Linked DNA regions of Homo sapiens: region 1 is linked to region 2. The links are chromatin contacts, found by Hi-C or POLR2A ChIA-PET in ENCODE. All regions are on one chromosome and are shown on one strand. Each heading gives the region's core, a stretch centred on a gene start or an enhancer-like site at or near the end of the contact. The rest is flanking DNA. Distances are from core to core; before and after follow the strand shown. Region 1 has its middle 64 kb from the start of P3H2-AS1. Region 2 overlaps P3H2 (prolyl 3-hydroxylase 2).

What was found. Hi-C counts contacts between places; a loop is a spot of excess contacts on that map. ChIA-PET counts read pairs that join two places held with the same protein, here RNA polymerase II (POLR2A). Pooled maps may share reads with other maps.
Region 1: a loop to region 2 is called in a map of aorta, with 2.7 times the contacts of the local background. The contact joins two enhancer-like sites. A Hi-C loop is called at or near these places in 3 of 168 maps with a recorded cell type or tissue (Caco-2, aorta and heart right ventricle), 2 of 37 single-sample maps with no recorded cell type and 8 of 50 pooled maps. POLR2A ChIA-PET finds 5 or more read pairs at or near these places in 3 of 52 experiments (BJ, MCF 10A and WTC11).

The regions. Positions count from the first base shown.
Region 1 is chr3:190,183,832-190,187,039 of GRCh38, reverse strand. No RefSeq gene overlaps it. Among named protein-coding and RNA genes, the nearest start is that of P3H2-AS1, 64 kb to the right of the region's middle. Within about 2 kb of position 1,584, at least 2 of the 41 ENCODE cell types and tissues checked have a DNase peak (open chromatin) inside an H3K27ac peak, as active enhancers do.
Region 2 is chr3:190,016,469-190,019,509 of GRCh38, reverse strand. All of the region lies in intron 1 of P3H2 (prolyl 3-hydroxylase 2), which reads left to right. Among named protein-coding and RNA genes, the nearest start is that of P3H2, 100 kb to the left of the region's middle. Within about 2 kb of position 1,674, at least 2 of the 41 ENCODE cell types and tissues checked have a DNase peak (open chromatin) inside an H3K27ac peak, as active enhancers do.

The DNA of each region.
Region 1 (3,208 bases), core at 335-2,834, 170 kb before region 2:
GCCACCACGTCTGGCTAATTTTTTTGTATTTTCAGTAGAGACGGGGTTTCACCATGTTGGCCAGGCTGGTTTCGAACTCCTGACTTCAAGTGCTCTGCCTGCCTCGGCCTCCCAAAGTGCTGGGATTACAGGCATGAGCCACCACACCGGCCCACAGTGTGCTTTTGAAGAGCAACAGGCTTACAGCTTTCAAATATGCTCTCACTTTGGGGTTAAAGCAGGTCACTTAGTCATCACTGTCTCAAAACTCCTGTCCCCTCCAACCCTGGATCCCCACTGCACTACAACTCTCGAATTCCCTATCTCAGTGAACCCACTGTTTTACCCAAGGCTGAACTTAGGCACCACCTTAGATTCCACATCCAGTATACCATCAAGCTGTTGCTTCTTAGTACTTACCCTCTTGAGTCCACCTCTCTTCCTTCTCCATTGCAACTTAGTTCAAGTCACCATTCTTCTATGTGGCCTCCCTGCCTCCAGTCTTGTCCCATTCCAATGTTACGCACATTGTAGCCACACTACTTCTACAGCAGAAATAGACTGTAGCTATTTCACCGCTTTAAAACCTTTCAGTGCTTTCTGGCTGATTGCCACCCACCCACTCTAATCTCCTTCACTCCTTCTCCAGGACAAATATGGTTTAGAAGACTTTATTGTGGTTTAGGAGACTTGCACAATTTGGTCCTGTATCTCACCACCCTCATTTCTCCTCACTCCATTTTGTACTCTACGTTTTGTCCAGTATGAACAAGCTACAGTCCTATGAAGGCACCTTGCTGCGGTTCCCACCCTGTTTTCTGGCTTATATAAATGCAATATCTTTTACATGCAACATCCTTTCACACTATTCCCCACTTCATTCCTTCTCCTTGCACCCATCGCCTAAATAATTCCTACTGATGCTACTGGCCTCAACTAACATACTATATTTTCCAGGAAGCCTCTCTGAGCCCTCTAAACTGGGTTAGTGTTCATGTGCTGGGCTGTTTGACAGCTGGTATTTACTCCTAGTTAATACAAATGGCATTGTTTTAAAACTGCATATTCATTGTGCGTTACCTCCATTACACTGTCAGCAATTTAACTGTGAAGCCTGTGCCTTTTACTTATTTGTGTAACTCCACAATAGTTAGCATACAGATTATACATCATTGGCTCTCAATAAATATTAGTGGAAATAATAAATGATCTAATTAGTGAATAAAGGATTGGTATTATAAAGGTTCCTATACAATAAAATTGTATTTTCTGTGAGGCTTAACATATTAACACCCTCCTAGCCCTTGACTAACACACAGCAACACTATACTACAGGGGAGTTTCATTATACTGTGTGAACTTAGCAAGTGCTGATTTTTGCTATTTTTCATTGGGAGTGGGGCAGAACACTACAGCTGGAGCCATCATAAGCAAAGCGACTTTAAAAATTCTTGCCTTTTGTCCCACCTTTGCCAATACTCAGGCTTTATCTTGGCTATGTCTTAAGATTCTACCAACTAATGGAATCCCCCGCCTTGGCGTTTTGGCACTGGTTAAATAACCACATTTTTATTAAATGAAACATGAGTCAGCATCTTCCCAGAATCTGTAAGTTCGTTCCTGGTAATGGTTTAGGAATGTGCTTCTCAAACTTTAGCATGCATAACGATTCTGGAGATTTCCTAATTCCCACACTCTTGGCATCCTGGGCCACATAGCTAGACCCCCATCTCTACAAAAAATAACATAATTAGGCCAGGCATGGTGGTCCACGCCTGTAATCCCAGCACTTTGGGAGGCTGAGGCGGATGGATCACCTGAGGTCAGGAGTTCGAGACCAGCCTGACCGACATGGAGAAACCCCATCTCTACTAAAAATACAAAAATCAGCTGGGCGTGATGGGGCACACCTGTAATCCCAGCTACTCAGGAGGCTGAGACAGGAGAATCGCTTGAGCCTGGGAGGTGGAGGCTGCAGTAAGCTGAGACTGGGCCATTGCATTCCAGCCTGGGCAACAAAAGCGAAACTCTGTCTCAAAAATAGAATAATAAAATAATTAGCTGAGTGTGGTGGTGTGCACCTGGTAGTCCTTGCTACTCCGGAGGCTGAGGCAGGAGGATCTCTTGAGCCCAGGAGGTTGAGGTTACAGTGAGCTATGATGACACCACTGTACTCCAGCACTCCAGCCTGAGTGACAGAGCAAGACCCTGCCAAAAAAAAAAAAAGAAAAAAAAAAAACTTGGATCAAGTCTTAAGAATTTGCATTTCTAACAAGTTCCTAGATCAAGCCGATGTTAGCAGTTCAAAGATCATACTAGTTTAGACAACAATCAGCAGCACTAGTTTAGACAACAATCAGCAGTTATTTATTGAGAGGTTGTAGTGTGAGAGACAAAACAGGTAGGGAGAGATCCTGCTAAAAGAGCAACCAATCAATTCCACAAACACTTACAGTGCCTAGTGTGCCACCAAGTGCAGTTTTGCCACCAGGACTCAGAGATATATAAGGAGCCATCCCTGCTCTCCAAGAGCTCTTGGTGTAGTGACAGAAACTGACAACTCAGATTGCGATAGGGATTATAGCTGTTAAGTAGCTTGTCTCCTTTAAAACACAGACTAGGCCTAGTGCGGTGGCTCATGCGTGTAATCCCAGCACTTTGGGAGGCTGAGGAGGGGACATCACTTCAGGCCAAGAGTTCGAGACCAGCCTGGCCAACATGGCAAAACTTTGTCTCTACTAAAGATACAAAAATTAGCCTGGCGTGGTGGTGCACACCTGTAGTCTTAGGTATCAGGAGGCTGAGGCACAAGAATCGCCTGAATTCAGGAGGTGGAGGCTGCAGTGAGCCAAGATCATGCCACTGTACTCCAGCCTGGGCAACAGAGCAAGACTCTGTCTCAAAAAAAGAAAAACAACAACAACAGCAAAGCATAGACTAATACATGTATACATGTAATGGATGAAAATAAGAGAGGGGATTTCAGGCTGACTACGGGAGTCTTTCAATTTCATCTTAAGAAATTTGTACTTACTTTTGTGTGTCCCAGGGAAAATAAGACTTTTGAAAAGAAGAATGATATTGACAGTTTCTGAAAACACTGATAACAATTTCTGATAACAATTTGCATGGTTATACGAAGACTGACAATGGGAACAAGGAGACTGGTGAAGAGGTGACTGTTACCACTCCAGTAAGAAATAATGAGAGTGTAAGGTAGAGAATGGCA
Region 2 (3,041 bases), core at 425-2,924:
TCCAGACATCTGTGGATATAGGGATAAAGGGATATGATTTAGTCTCATCATGTAAGAATAAATAAATAAATGTCACTGAATAAATGCTATTGAATATTTTGACAATTTTTCGGTTCTGAAAACTACATTTAAACTCTCTCAGGTATTCTGAATATGAAGTTTTCACAGTGGACTTTTGGAATGGAAAGAAATACCTTATTTTTTGGCATAAGAAGTGGCATTCACTCCAGGGGAAATGTGGCTAAAAATAACATCAGCATCCTTAATCTCCATTGCCTGAGAGGAGCCTGTGTTGACAGACACTGGGAGGGCCAGTCTTCTTTGGTTTCCCTCGCTTCTGTTTGTCTAACTAGCCCTTCCTTAAATGCCAAGTCAGAAAAGTGACTGCATTGAATCTTCCCAGCTATTGAAATGAATGGCAATTATCTTGGCTTTCTCAAGGCAGGCTTTGGTCAAAACATATTCATATGTGTTTTGGAGAAGGATGAGTGGCATAGGATCCAGTAGTTTCTTCCTGTGTCTGTCACAGTGACACTAAGATTTCTGCATGTATTTCTGTAATATCCTGGGCCATTACGGTGTAAGAAGTTTGCCGATGGCTGTATTATAAGGAAAGATAGAAATACTTGTTCTGACCTGAAAGAGTGAATAATTTAGAAAGGAGTACAACAGTCTTAAGTGGGGCATACATAAATACATCAACAAGCACTTACAGTTCATTCCCTCTTATGCCTATATCTAACTTAAACTGCAGCATTAAGTAGTGGAGTTAGCAAGGCACTTATCTTTTTATCCTTTTTTGAGTCAGGGTCTTGCTGTGTTGCCCAGGCTGAAGTACAGTGGCACAATCATAGCTCATTGCAACCTCAAATTCCTGGGCTCAAGGAATCTTCTGTCCTCAGCCTCCCAAGTAGCTAAGATTACAGGTGCTTGCCACCATGCCCAGCTAATTTTTAAATTTTTTATAGAGACAGTGGTCTTGCTATGTTGCCCAAGCTGGTCTCAAACTGCTCGCCTCAAGCAATCCTCCCTCCTCAGCCTCCCAAAGTTTTGGGATTACAAGAAGGAGCCACTACACCTGGCCTACTTATCTAAGCCTTGATTTTCTCATCTGTAAAAATGGGACTATTAACACCTGATTTATAATGATGTTAAAAGGATTAAATACAATACATGCATTTTAAGTGCTTAGCAAGGTGGCACAATACATGATAACCATGATTTTGTTATTATTATTATTTTGTAGAAATGTGCATCTAGATGCAAGAGAGATTGAATTAGTGGCAAATGTGAGTGATTAGTTCATCAAGGTAGACCACAATGATGGGTGAAATAAGTTAAAATCGATGTTAAAATAGAAGCAATCTTTGCCAAGTAGAACAATACTTCCTTACAAAGTTTCATATAATTCTTGACCAACTGCTTGTGAAACCTTTCATAATAAGAGGATGAATTCATAAGGAACTACAGAATCGGTCACTGTGACTTCAGCCACCTGACAATTCATGAGAAGGGTAATCTAAACACCTTTTTTCCATTGACGTGCTCAGATCTGTTGTACTTGGGCTAGTATTTCTGTGTATATACAGAGACATATGTGTCTATGGCATTAGCAAGTTCTCTTTGCCATTGAAGCACTTTTCTGCCCTCTTGGGGCCAGTTTTCACCATTCCAATGTCCTGAGTAATTTGGCTTTAATCAAAAAGTCAGGATCATTCAAGTCAAAGAGAAAAACCTTTCAGGAAATAGATTGTAGAGGTTTTCTTGTGAATCCACAAACAAAGTGTTTGCTCCTTCTCCAAGACTAACTAACAAGGGCTGCAGCATCAGCCATACTCAGCAACTCGGCACATGCATAATACATTGTGGCTTAGGGGTGTGGCTCGATGGCAAACACATAACGGTACTGCTGGTGGTGAATGTGCTGAAGAGAAATCCAGAGAAGAATTTCTGCTAAAATCCATTTCCCATTATGCAAGCTGTCTTCAGGACTTGCTTTTGTTATTGTCAGGAGTCAAATATATTTACCACGCTGTTACTGGCTCCATATAGTCAACAGTTCTTTTGCATCCATGTGTATGCTCTTTGGCCTCTGGAAATAATACCTTTTTGAAATATTTTTTGGGGGATGATTCCCAAACTTTTGTAACTGGGGAAGCAACAGTATTATTTTTTTTTCCCTGAGAGAGCAGCTGAGGTGGCTTAAATTTATATTACTAAATAGAATTTCACTGCCCCAGTCATGGCTAATTTATGAAGAACAAAGAAATGACATTGCTGTATGTATCATGTATCTCTGGTTCTCTGAACAAAATTCTTCAGGATATGGAGAGACCTTTCCTGACTGACAGGACAGCTGGAAAGGGACTAAGGAACAAATGGGAGGAAACACAGAGAAGATGCAGCAGCTCCCATAATAGAGATATGCATGTATCTATCTAAAGGTACATTAAGATATTGGCAGCTCATGATAAAAACATTCATAGAAGAACAACATTTTCTACTGAATTAACCACATTGATTCAGTGGACTCATACTTGAATGGCTACCTTAGATCTATCTGGAATGGCTGTGACCAATAGATTGAGGGAAATTTGGTAGAAATTCTAAGAAGACAAAGTATAGGACTCTGGAATGGCCAAAGCTGCCCAAAGCTAGAATGGGCTGTTTTGGAAGGTAGTGAATGTCCTGTTGCTGAATGCGTGCAAGAAGGGGGTCATGGGACAATTGACAGAACTCTGCAGAAGATGCAAGTACCAGAGGAGAGAGTGGGGTTTGGCCAGATGACTCTTAAGAACTTTTCAGTCTCAGATTCAACGGAAAAAAGCAATGAGACTACATTAAACATATGTTGGAGTTTTAATTTGCAAACTTGGCATTATTATTATTATTTTTTCTAACCAGTTTAGATCACAATTGGCATTCATTTCACAAATCACATGCCAGATTAAAAAATAAAATAAGCAGGCCGGGTGCAGTGGCTCATGCCTGTAATCCCAGTACTTTGGGAGGCCGAGGCGGGTGGATCACCTGAGGTCAGG